2 separate regions of the Homo sapiens genome follow, and region 2 is linked to region 1. Evidence: chromatin contacts called from ENCODE Hi-C or POLR2A ChIA-PET data. All regions are on one chromosome and are shown on one strand. The core of a region is the stretch at or near the end of the contact, and the rest is flanking DNA. Distances in the headings are between cores, read along the strand shown. Region 1 holds the start of ALG13 (ALG13 UDP-N-acetylglucosaminyltransferase subunit). Region 2 overlaps TRPC5 (transient receptor potential cation channel subfamily C member 5).

Region 1 (6,567 bases), core at 1-2,500:
TGCATGGCACACGTTTACCTTTGTAACAAGCCCGCACATCCTGCACATGTACCCCCAGAATACCCCAGAACTTAAAAAAAATTAAAATTAAAAGACCCAACCCTGAGATTCTTAGGCACCTTTACCTGCGTGACTAATAACAAGATCTGCTTTCTGAATGTCTTCTTTCAAGGAATCCTTGTACCTGTAAACATCCAGAGTAAACGACTCAGTACTGAAGGGTTCAGGTACCACCGTTCCTCTACCAATTTGCAGGATAAGTCGGTTGTAACCAAGGCTCTCGATTTTCTGAAAGAGGAAATCAGAATGTGAGGGCCTTTTAAACTGGCTATGTAAAACAGAGCAGGAACCACCACCACTACTAAAGTTTGACGTTAACATCGGAGCACGGCCGCCAAAAAGCCTATCTGTGGCCGATTTCACTTAGTTTTCAAAACTATTTTCTGGTCCGGGGCCCGACGAGGAACCTCCCAAGCACTCATGAATCTAAGCGACCCAGCTCGCAGAGTCCCGCGAAAGCCACAGCAGGAAAAGACTTTGGAAAAGGAGTCGCAAACTCGGGGGGAACCCAGGCACTACCCGTTCTGCCTCACTTGATCAACTGCGAGAACCGGGAGCCCTGAGGGGACGACGCGCGCTGAGGAGAGGAACCGCGCGGGCTCCGGCCAAGTGCTGAGGGGAAGGAGCCGGGCTCTGAGGCGAGCTCGGCTGGCTCAGACGCCGGCGCCGACGTGCGGTCCACAGGGGGGCCTGAGGAAAAACTGCCGAGCCCGGTGGAAAACCCGAGCTCGGAGGGGCGGAGCCGTTGGAAGGAGGGGCGGAGGACGCGGAGGCGGAGAATAGAGCGCGGGGGCAGACCGGAAAAGGAGCTGAAGAAATGAGGGAGAGGAGCGGCCGGAATAATGGGAAGAGGAAACAGGCAACCCCGAGTGGCCGGGTAGCCGGAGAAGGGCCCCGCCGGGCGTGGGCAGAAGCCAGCTAAGGGGCAGCGGCACCTGTGGTAGAGTTGCGGGGGTTTCTTTCCGAGCGCGACGGTCAGGCAAGGCTAACGCGGCTGGCAGTATGGCCGGAGATGGCGGGTGGCGAGCCAAGCCGCCGCCTGCTCGCCTCCCTCACTCACTTGCAGACTGTCGGGCGCCGACACACACGCAATGAGGTCGTCAAAGCTGGTGGTCCCTACGGTAACAAACACGCACTTCATGGCGCGGGTTCCTCAAGCCCTGATCGCAAGGGCCGGATATGACGCAACTGAGGCCACGCACGTTGCAGTGACTGCCTTCTGTGAGGGAGGCGGAAATCCGTAATGGCCGCCAGGGGGCGGCGGGGCCCCGGGCTGTGTCACCGGTTGGGTGGGGCAAAAGACTATTGGTGGCCTAGGTACCAGCCACTGTTCTAAGCCCTTTATGTGTAGGAGCCAGCTCTTGAGACCCCTCACTATAAGGGAATGGGGAATTGCCAAATGTAATTAACTTTTTCAAAACTGATGGGTAAAAAAAAAAAACATCATACCCTAAGCATTGAGTTGGTGTCGTTGCGTGGGTACCACAATCTTTTAATGACAGACAAGTTTGAGATTTTTTTGTTTGCTGCCAGGTTTTGTCAAGATACATTTGAGAGATGGTTTTACTTCGAGTTGGCTAAGGGGATATGAAAAATAAAAGTGCCTTACCAGGCACAGTGGCTGTAATCCCAAGCTACTGGGAAGAATCACTTGAGCCCAGGAGTTAAGACTAGCCTGGGCAACATAGCAAAACCCTTGTCTCTAAAAATATTATTTTTTAGGCCAGGTGCCATCGCTCAAGTATGTAATCCCAGCACTTTGGGAGGCCAAGGCAGGTATATTATTGAGGTCAGAAGTTCCAGACCAGCCTGGGCAACATGGTGAAATCCTGTCTCTCCTAAAAATACAAAAATTAGCCGGGCGTGGTGGCAGGCTCCTGTAATCCCAGCTACTCAGGAGGGTGAGGCACGACAATTGCTTGAGCCCAGGAGACAGAGGTTTCAGTGAGCCCAAGATCCTGCCATTGCACTCCAGCCTGGGTGACACAGAATGAGACCCTGTCTCAAACAAACAAAAAAAATTTAATTAGCCGGGGGTGGGAGCACCCACCTGTGTTCCTAGCTAGTCAGAAGGCTGAGGCTGCAGTGAGCCATGATCACACCACTGCACTGCAGCCTGGACGACAGTGAGACCCCGTCTCGAAAAAATAAAAAAACTAAAAATAAAAGGCATCTTATAAGGTATGGGGTCTTGCTCTGTTGCCCAGGCTTGATTCTAACTCCTGGGCTCAAGCAGTCCTCCTGTGGCAGGCCACGTCTCACTAACGGAGGCCTCCATAACAACTGTTTCAGTACTGAGTGGTGAAGTTAATATTAAAAGCTAAAAAAAGCCAGTGCCCTTATACAAAGGCTGGAATGTAACTAAAGCCCACCAAGAGTTTTGCCTAGGCCTTTCCTGGGCCCTAAAGCATGACAAAATAACAAAGGAAGTCTTAACATTACCCATTTAGGATTAAACAAGTTTTATTGTGGGTCTGAAGAAACTCCCCAGGCCTCCACAAACAAGTTTGTTGGGAGTCCGAAGGAACTCCCCAAACCTCTGTGATTTAGCAGGAGACAAGATAAGGGTAATCACGCCAGCACCTGGACTCATTTAGATTTTTTTTTTTTTTTTTTGAGACGGAGTCTCGCTCTGTCACCCAGGCTGGAGTGCAGTGACACAATCTCGGCTCACTGCAAGCTCTGCCTTCCGGGTTCACGCCATTCTCCTGCCTCAGCCTCTCAAGTAGCTGGGAATACAGGCACCCACCACCACGCCCGGCTAATTTGTTGTATTTTTAGTAGCGACGGGGTTTCACCATGTTAGCCAGGATGGTCTCGAACTCCTGACCTCATGATCCACCCACCTTGGCCTCCCAAAGTGCTGGGATTACAGGCGTGAGCCACCGCACCTTGCCGGACCCATTTAGATTAAGTAAATTTACTGAGGCTCCAGAGGAAGATCTTCAAGATTCAGACCTTATTTATAGATTAAAAGAAGTTAATCACTTATGTCTTTAGATGAATGCACACTTACATGTAGACATATAGCTTAGAAGGTATATAAGCTCTGGAAAACATCGTGATTTTGAGTTGGTTTCGTGATAATATCCAGGCCTTTTCCCTGTAAACAGTTACAGAAATAAAAACTCTCTTCCTCCACAGTTTATCTGCATCTTGTTATTAGGTCACGAGAAATAGCAGCCCCACCCTCAGTTTGGTCCGAGAGCACTCCCGCCTCCGCCTCCACCTCCCAAGTAGCTGGGACTACAGGTGCATCAAAAGTGGCTTTTAGAAAATCACTCTAACTGGCTGGGCACGGTGGCTCACGCCTGCAATCACAGCACTTTGGGAGGCCGAGGTGGGTGGATCACAAGGTCAGGAGCTTGAGGCCAGCCTGGCCAGCATGGTGAAACCCCATCTCTACTAAAAATACAAAAATTAGCCAGGCACGGTGGCGGGCACCTGTAATCCCAGCTACTTGGGAGGCTGAGGCAGGAGAATCACTTGTACCTGGGAGGCGGAGGTTGCAGTGAGCTGAGATTGTGTCACTGCACTCTAGCCTGGGCAACAGAGCAAGATTCTGTCTCAAAAAAAAAAAAAATCGCTCCAACTTGGGCTCTTCTACCAACTGTGGTTCTCAGAAAACCAGGGCCCTCTAGGGTCCCCTGGAAGCTGCAAACAGTTAACCTCCATTAGCAAGCATGACTTGTAAAATAGAGGTGATAAAGCCTGAAGCATTGATCTACAATCTATTGAATTATTCCAGTGAACCATTTAAATATAACATTACACATTAGGACGATAAAGTACCACAGATAAATTACACTTAGGCAGGCACATATAGGAGAGGTTATTTCTCAAAACTCTCCTTTTTTCTCCTACCACCATCATAACCATTGTTAAGATAATTGCTCACTCTATCTCCTTCTAATGTTTTGTGTATTCCCTATTTAAAATATCACCTTAGCTCATATTTGTGCTTTGCCCTGCCTGGATATATACAGAAGAGAGGCTGTGAGAAGAAATTATTTTAAGGAGGAAAAGGATTGGAGGTAAATTGGGCCTAGAACATAGCCTGAGAAGACCCTTGGGCCTATTTCTACAGGATGTTTCCTTTAAATCTTGTAGCTTAGGCAGTTGTCCTTTTGAAGAGTAGCATGCACAATGGCAGGAAAACTCACCAGCTGCCTTTCTGAAAGTGACATCCAACAGAGACTTCTGGTTGGGACTTGGAAACTACCCAATCAGGACTCAGCTGTTTTCAACTAATGGGGACTACTTTTGAGTTGTTTATTTGCATACACAAACTTGATTAAGGGCTGGGAGGAGAACTTTCCCTATTTAAGCCAGACCCACTCTTTGTTCTTCGGAGCACTTAGTTTACATTGGAGGCTGTGTTCCCCCATCTGCAGATCTCGGGCTCTTAGGCTGAGGTCTCCGAGACTTTGTTTTCTCCAGGGAGCATGTTCACTTGCCTCTATGGGCCCTGTGGGGTACACTCACACTTCGTGGAGTACTTTTGCATTTTGCAATGTACTTGTGCTTGGTGGAGTATGCTCACATTTCAAGTTTTGTGGGGACACTCATGTTTCTGTTGTACTCAAAGGGATGCCTTTGTTATAGTGCCATGGGTAACCCATGTTCTAAGGTAATGGTCTCCAACCAGCCACCTTATGGTGCACTGATGACTTTTATATTTAAAAACCTATGGAGAAAATTCTTGTGCCTATTTAAGGCTCTGGATGAAACTTTTGGATTTAAAACTTCTTTGGCTACATTGGGGAGCTTTCTGTATCCCTAATCAAATTTATTTATGCCTGCAATTAGAACAAAGACGAATCTAGGCCTCTCAAAGACAATATAAGGCTTTCCTTAATAGGTACTATGAAAACTCCAAATGGAATCAAGAATTTCAGACTGCCTTCTTGAGAGAAACTAATTCCGAACTCAGTGCCTCCAAAAACTTGAAAATCCTCCTAGCCCAGATTCTGTTCCCAAGAAGGACTCAAACCCTTTGTTCCTCTTCCTTTCACTCCCTCTGCACTACCTCTACTTTATTCTCCTCTGCCACTACCTTCTTCACTTTCTGAACCTCCTTTTTTCTCCTCACTGTCTATCCCAGGCACACTACCCATAACCCCTCAACTCCTCTTATTGCCCCATTTAAAATAAGTGAAAATGTAGAGGGAGGTCAAACCATTTCTTACATTCCTTAGTCTAAATCTGAACTCTTGGCGATTGTCCTAAAACTGACTTCCTTGAATTTGAATGCCACTTTCATTTAATCGTAAGCGCATACTAGCCCAGACTCACCAAAATCTATCAATTAATTCACATGCTGGGGGTCATTTTTGTGGCTCAAACATGTATATGCCTAACTAAATGGATAAAACCTCCAGAGGACTGCCATTTCAAAAGGGACATGGCCATAACAAAAGCAAAGAAAATAACCTGTGATTTGTTAAAGGTCATTCCAGTGCTTTTTCTCTGGCAAATTAATTGGAAAGCCATTCAACGATTCACTCAAAAAAAAGATGAGTCTGCTTAGATTATTTTGACTGGTTCAAAAAGGCTTTCCAAGCTGGGTGTGGTGACTCACACCTGTAATCTCAGCACTTTAGGAGGCTGAGGCAGGAGGATCACTTGAGGTCAGGAGTTCGAGACCAGCCTGGCCAACATGGCGAAACCCTGTCTCTACTAAAAATACAAAAATTAGCTGGGCATGGTTGTGCATGTCTGTAGTCCCAGCTACTGAGGAGGCTGAGGCACGAGCATCACTTGAGCCCAGGAGGCGGAGGTAGCAGTGAGCTGAGATGGCACCACTGCACTCCAGCCTGGGCAACAGAGCAACTCTGTCTGAAAAAATAAAAATAAAAAAAAAATCTTTCCAGCAAAATTCTGGTGTCAAGGACTTAACAGAGGATACCATTAATCTTTTTGATTCTAGTTTTCTTTCAGGGCTTAACTGAACTCTTAATGCCTTAGTCAAACAACATTACCTCAATTGGACCTTTAAGAAACCCCACGAAATTGCCTCCTTGGCAAACTATCTCTCTAAAACTTTGTAAAGAGACAAAGAAAGAATAAATAAGACACTTGATTATCAGGAAAAGACCACCACGTTCATGGCCCTACATATTCAGCAATTTAAAAAACAATCACAGAACCAAAATGTTCTCAAGAGTCTGGGAAACAGGATCTATTTCTTTCGCAAGGGCTTTTATCACTACAAAAGAGATTATGAAATATACAAATGATGGCTTCAGAAGAACCCAGATAAAGCTAAGAAAAATGCAAGCTTTTTCTTCATTACAAGATTGGGGTGCTTCAGGGAGATAAAGGCAATCTTCTTCCTTCTGTGAACCAGCTGAAGAAGGTTGGTTTGCAAATAAATAACAAATTGGTCCAGGCGTGGATAGATACTGGTGCCACACTCTCAGTGCTAAACTCCAACTCTTTTTTTCAGATCGCCTTCCCTAGAGTAGTCAAACCACCCAAATGGTAGGGATCCCCAGCCAGCCAATG
Region 2 (6,567 bases), core at 1,247-3,746, 190 kb before region 1:
CTCTGTCTAGGCATGAACTAGGTATTCTAGTTCATTCTGTGTTGCTAATAAAAAATAGCTGAGACTGGGTTATTTATAAAGAATAGAGGTTTATTTAGCTCACAGTTCTGCAGGCTGAGAAGTTCAAGGGCATGGCCCTGGTTTCTGGAGAGGGCATTTGTGCTGTGTCACAACATGGCAGAGAAGGTCAAAGTCAAAGCAGACAGGTGTGAGGAAAGGAAAGCCTGAGGGGCATCCTGGCCTTATCACAACTCACTTTCAAGGAAACAAATCCATCCCTGCGAGAACTAATACAGTCTTACAGGAATGAGAACTCACTCCTGCAAGAACAGCCATTCATAAGGGATTACACCCTCATGACCCAAACACCTTTCACTAGGCCCTACCTCCCAATACCACCACACTGGGGATCAAATTCAAAATTAGTTTTAGTGGGGACAAACAAACCATGCCCAAACCATAGCACATAGAGTGTGTCAAATCACATATACAGTCACTTCAAGACTACATATCCAGAAGTGACAATTCTACATCTCGTAAGTCATAATGATGAAAAGAACTAACATTTATTGAGTGCTTTCTTGTTTAGTTCCTATAGTAATCCATCATGAAAAATAATAACACTGGCTTCCTAGTTGCCAGGCATTTAATTAACTCTCTTAATCCTCATAATGACCTCATGCCATGAGTTACTATTGTAATCCTCATTTTGCCGATGAGGAAACTGAGGGCTGGAGAGGTTAAGTAACTTGCCCAAGGTAATCCAGCCAGGGAGTGGTGGGGCTGGAATGTGAACCCCAGGTCAGTCTGTCTGACTGCAGAGACCAATCTCCTAACCCTACCACACTACCTTATTAGAAACATCTTTGAGCATGCAGCCCACATTATCCTGTTATGATAAAAAAAAAAATGCATGAAAATGCCTGCTTCCATCTATTTGGTGTTGAGAATGTTTCAAAGCACTTTCCCATCCCTGATGCATTTGATCTTCACAACAGTCCTGTGAGGAAGACAGGCATAGGCAACACCACCATTACATAGATAAAGACCAAACACAAAAGCTTGCCCCAAGTCCCACTCCACAAATGAGAGACCAAGCCAGAGTCAGAGTTCAATGTACAGTATACATTTTCAAAATGTGTTCTTTGGTATAGCTAGGGATTAAGTCTCCTCCACCTCCTTCATTCTGATTTCATCCTGAAGATTTGAAAGGAAGTGGGCAGCCCACAGCAGGTCATTAAACCCTCCAGCCAAGCTTTCCTATAAATGTAAAAACTACTTGAGTATACCTCACTTTGTCTTCCACATACCCCAACCCTTCAGGATCTGCAGTACCTGACCACATCCTGTGTCTTGAAAGAAAAAAAATGAGGGACCTTGACCCTTAAAAACTGGACACACTGAAGGTATGAACATATCTCATTGTGGATTTCTCACTTTAAAAACATTTATTGGACAATTACAGGTCCAAAATTCCAAAACCCACCTGGCAGGTGAGCAATACTCACCTGGCAGGGGAGATATCATGATCACCAAGCCCACCAAGTTCTGAAAACCAAAGTTTTTAAAAATAAATTCCCTATCAAACCTCTCATATGGCAGCAAAACCTGACATGCACTGATGGGAGGCAATTTATGGTGTTTATTTATCCCATTGCATCTAAGCATGCCCAGGTTTCACTGCTGAAAATTTATTGTGTTTGATTATAGTAGGGTTGCCAGATAAAACATAGGACATAGTTAAATTTAAATTTCAGATAAATAATGAATAATGTTTTTGTATAAGCATGTCCCAAAATTATAAGGGGCATTTAGTTATACTAAAACATTTTTGCTGTTTAGCTGAAATTCAAATTTAATTGGGCATCCTGTATTTTTATTTGCTAAATTTTGGAACTCTAATTATGGGTGCTGCCTGAAACCTCACTGGGAGTGTTATCTAATATATGGCATAGACAGCATATTACTGTTCTAAAATCTGACAAATTTAGAATTCCAAAACAAATCTGTCCCCAAGAGTTTTGTAAAAGGGATTGTGGACCACTGGACCTATAGCATCCTCCCAGCACTGGGCTTGGTACTTCATGGGGACTCAGCTCCCAAAGAGCAACAACCTCTCAAAGAATTATCCCATCACAATGCCTTGCCTCTTGAGCTTTCATTAGATTTCCCCTCTGCTGTCTTTCATAGGTCATTAGCATGCTTTCTGCTTTGATATATTTATTCTTCAAGGTATTTCCCCTCTAGTGTCCTGATTTAAACTAGTAGGACTGCAACCCACAGCTGACCTAACCACACTTTCTATGATTTCTTACTTGGCTTTAGTGAGTTTCCAGCCTCTCCTGTTCAATTGCTCTGACATGCTATGTCACTTTCTTCCTTCCTGGTAAGAAGCTTTCCAACACAGACTCCCCTTTACTTCCAGAACTCTCCTCTGTAGTAGGCAGTGAGCTCCTACCACCCTCTGCTGCCATCTCATGGCTAGGATAAGCCATTGCATTAGTCTTAATTCTGTTGCACTAGTTCTTTTTAGAGTCCATCACCGCCAACACAGAATTATAACATCTGCCAGGAAACCCCATTGGGCTAATTCTGACTGCTGTATGCACTTGCAAATGGAAAATTATACTTTAAAAAAATATGCGTTCTAAAACAGTTTTCAACCTCCTCCTTCAACCTAGCCTCACCTTCCTCCATTTAGTTCTAAGTAGTGAGGCTTAGCCCTAGTTTGAAATGAAAGATAGGGCTTCCAGTTGACTGATTTTGTGAGTCTGCACCTGTGTTGCCATTGATATTGGCAGCCCAGCTTGGGAACTAAGTCTGCTAGCTAATTGCAACAACAGAGCCAGCTTAGAACAAAATGTCTCAGTAATCCTTGGGTAAGAACATATCTTCTTTTTAAAAAATAAAACTAGCCATGGATTAGTGATCTGAGTGATTAAATATTAAACTGTGCTAGACAGAGAGTACATGTAAAAGGTAGGGGCTATTTCCAATCATTATCTGGACCTAAACTTTTGTCAAAACCTATTTCTTGATCTCAAATGTCTGCTGCAGTGGTTTACAAAAAAAAAAAAAAAATGCTGCACTGCTTAATGAAAGTATGACTCAGCAAGCTCACTACAATGGTGAGGGAAGAAAGGTGCTTGAACATTTCTTCCTCTTCGGGAACTTTTGCATTGCCACTGATTTCCCCTTTTGGGCGTTTTTCTCCTCTTCAGAGCCCAGCTTGATTGGCAACTAAAAACAAAACTCATTCTCTTGAGGGTCATTCCTGTAGAGGCGGGTTTTTAAACACATCCTTAACACACAACCGGACTATCTTCTGAAGAACTGAAATCTAACACAGTACACATTGGGCCCATTTCTATGTGCAGCCATTCACTGAAGGGAGTAGGATGCAGTTCTTAAAAGATCAGTAGACTTTTTCAAACCTCCCAGAAAGGCCCTTACCTCAGATCTTACTATAGCCAGTAACTGCTGTTTCTTCCTGATCCTCACCTTCTCCTCTGGTATAGGGGACGACTCATTCTCACCCTTCAAATTTTCTTTTCCTCTAAATGGACTAAAGGAAGAAGTGTTTACAGCTGTAAGTCTCCCAGCTCAAAGTCAGCTGATTTCTTTTAGGAAACATGGGAACATAACTCATTGCCAATTACTTTAGAGAACCACAGACCTATACTGCTTTATAAACCTCTGAATATTAAACATGTGTCAAGGTGACTTTTCTTTCAGTCTCACCTATTGCACTTTTTTGTACACACCTAAAAACTTAAAATAATCTGAAAATAACCAGTTAGGTGACTTAACTGTGAAACTGACTTGTTTTTATCCTAATGCTTTTCTTGCTGATAGCTTTCCCAGCAGGGAACAGGGTGGACTGAGCAGGGTAACAAAGATATTTCTCCTCTGACCATTGTCCATTCCTAATGGAGCCACTGGAAGCTTACTGCTGTGGCTTTTCTCTACCTCACAGCCTGGCTTATTTCTCAAAAGCCCATCCCCACGACCAGATCCTCTGCTTCTATGAGGGGACTTTCCCTTTTTTTTCATTGCCTCCTCAAGGAGTGGTGACTCAATTAATTATCAGGGAGGTCTATCTGTACCTCATTATTCTTAAATGAGCACTTAAGTACAATGTTTGACATCCAGTAGTCACTCAAATGTTAGATGTTGTTATTATTACTATTTAACCTCTCTGAGCCTCAGTTTTCTCATCTGTAAAATGGATGTAATAATAGTACAAACTTCCTAGGTTTGTTAATACATATAAACTGCTTTTAAAAGTATCCAAAACTTAGAAGGTTCTGTGTACATTTTATCTATGACTATTAAAACTTCTATTAGAGAAATAATTTAAGGACATATAGACTGCAAGGTGAAAAGAGAAACGTGTGTGTGGGTTTGGGGATGCTACGGCGGGGAAGAGTTGTGTGTGGATTATGTGTTTGAAATATGTTTTAGCGGCCGAAGAGAAATGCCCACTAGGCGTTAAACATTCAGGTGTAAATTTTAGCAGGGACGGAATGAAGAATTTTTTCACTTTAACAAAAACAGTAAATGCCTGCAAAGACCTTTGGGGGTAAGAAATGACATATATAGAAGTGTTCCTCCACTTCCTAAGCTTACCGTCTACTAAGAAGGCTGAGTCACTGATTCTACATAGAAGTACATGTAACACAAGGTAGGCTCTGAGAGGTACCACAGGGAAAAAGCAAAGTGGTATGAGCTCAAGGAGAGAGGTCACACCTCTGGCTGAAGCAATCAGGGAGGGCTTCCAGAAGGAAGTGATTTTCTGATTTCATTATTCACCGCAGCCTTTTCTTAGGACTCTAGTGCCTGCTGATTTTTTCCATCTCTGAATGCTCTAAGATCCCAAAGTGTGGTGCCTCATGACAAAGCAGTGAGCTTTTCCTAAAGCTAAATAGATCCAGATTGAATGACTGTCCTTTATTCTGTCCTTTCTTTTATAAAATGGTGGTAACAGGAGATCAAAGGGGTGTGGGCTTTTCTCATGTCCTTACTTGGCAAAACAATCTCCTGATTTGGAGAGGAGTGGCCTTAATCAGTCTGTGAGAGCCAACCATCTGGGAACCTGACATGTTTACCATCTGTACCATTTATGTGGGCGTCTGAACACAAACATTATTGTCCTGTTACTTGTTTCGCATGAGTTAGGCTAGTATCCCTTCAAAAGAGCTCCTGCAGGCCAGAATCATGGCTGGTCTCTCTTGCGATGACCCTCTCCCACAGGCCACACGGAGCTGGGCACAGAGCAGGTACTCCAAAATACTTGTTGAAAGGCCTAAACTGAATCACATTAATCTTGCACTTCCCTTGCAGTAAGCAAGTCAAATTCTATTCTGCCTTGAGTTAAGCATGTGAATCAGGCATTAAATCCTATTGATCCTTTAGACAGCTGTAGAAACAAAAGTCACATACAGTAGACTGGTGAGGGGCTGGGAAGATAATTCTCTTCACTGAATGAAAAAATTCAGAACTCTGCTGCAGTGAAATCAAAGCTATTTTGCTAGTTTTCTGGCAGAGGGGTGGTCTCTTTCCAGTAGAACCTGACATTTTTCCTATCAAGAAATATTCCTAGGAGGGGCCAAGAGCCATTGGGCCCCTCCATTGACAACACAGCTTTATGTCAAAGAAAGCCAGGGCTTTTCCAAAAGTTGTGTGCAGTAAGGAAAAAATACAATAATGTTCAGCCCTTGTCTGGGAGTATTGCAGAACTGAAGCACTGAAGAGGGAAAACAATCAACAACTGCAGTGAGGATCCTAGCTCATTTGTGAAGAAAAGATTTAGACAGATTAAACAGGGGGATTCCATACAGATCTGGCCTGGGGCGGGCCCCATCACTTCTGGGCTTTGCTAGCCTTCAGGCCCCTTAACTGGCTAATATGATATACCCACTTTAAGCTGTTAAGGTAGTTGATAGTTTTGTATATTACCACTTCCTACAAACATGAATATAGTTTCAATGCTTTAATCCAAAGAAATAAATTATGTGGGCATTTCAATCACTGGCCGCAAGGCCAATGGGGAAGATACTGGGAAATTTAGCTTTCTGCATGCCTCTGATCATACCATCCATGGATTGTCAGAGAGTGCAGTGTTTGAAAGCTTGGTCTATGGAATCAACCAAGCTAGTTCCCCAGTCCTGGCTCCACCATTTACCAAGAAATGTGACCTTGGGCTCTGTCCTATCAGCTGTAAAATGATATAATTCTATATCTGCCATTAGCGTTGCTGTGAGATGATGCATATAAAAAATCCAGCACAGTTGCTGGCACATTATAAGAGCTCAATCTTTGATATGTAATCTTCCAATGTTAAGAGTAGTTCCTAGTTGCAACTCCCAGGAGACTTGTGTTAGCTACTGGACTCCTTTCACACACTAAGGAAGGAAGAATTTGGAAAGAGAGTATTCCACCAAGATTTATCCAGCACAGAGCTATTTATTCAATCACTCATTCATCAAATATCTATTCAGCATTCATCTTGTACCAGGCATTTTGCAAAATGTTGGGAATATAATAAAGAATAAGACAAGCTCCCAG

Evidence for each region. Hi-C counts contacts between places; a loop is a spot of excess contacts on that map. ChIA-PET counts read pairs that join two places held with the same protein, here RNA polymerase II (POLR2A). Pooled maps may share reads with other maps.
Region 2: a pooled map shows a loop between it and region 1 (6-fold over the local background). The contact joins the enhancer-like site here to the promoter of ALG13 in region 1. A Hi-C loop is called at or near these places in 2 of 37 single-sample maps with no recorded cell type and 4 of 50 pooled maps. POLR2A ChIA-PET finds 5 or more read pairs at or near these places in 1 of 52 experiments (Caco-2).

What each region holds. Positions count from the first base shown.
Region 1 is chrX:111,675,853-111,682,419 of GRCh38, reverse strand. It overlaps ALG13 (ALG13 UDP-N-acetylglucosaminyltransferase subunit), which reads right to left and starts at 1,250. Exons shown (of 27, transcript NM_001099922.3): 1 at 1,121-1,250; 2 at 126-288. The coding sequence starts at 1,201. RefSeq lists enhancers at 794-853, 874-923, 994-1,183, 863-1,582.
Region 2 is chrX:111,865,665-111,872,231 of GRCh38, reverse strand. The region is part of intron 3 of TRPC5 (transient receptor potential cation channel subfamily C member 5); the gene reads left to right. Among named protein-coding and RNA genes, the nearest start is that of TRPC5OS, 7.2 kb to the left of the region's middle. RefSeq lists a silencer at 3,383-3,432. Within about 2 kb of position 2,496, at least 2 of the 41 ENCODE cell types and tissues checked have a DNase peak (open chromatin) inside an H3K27ac peak, as active enhancers do.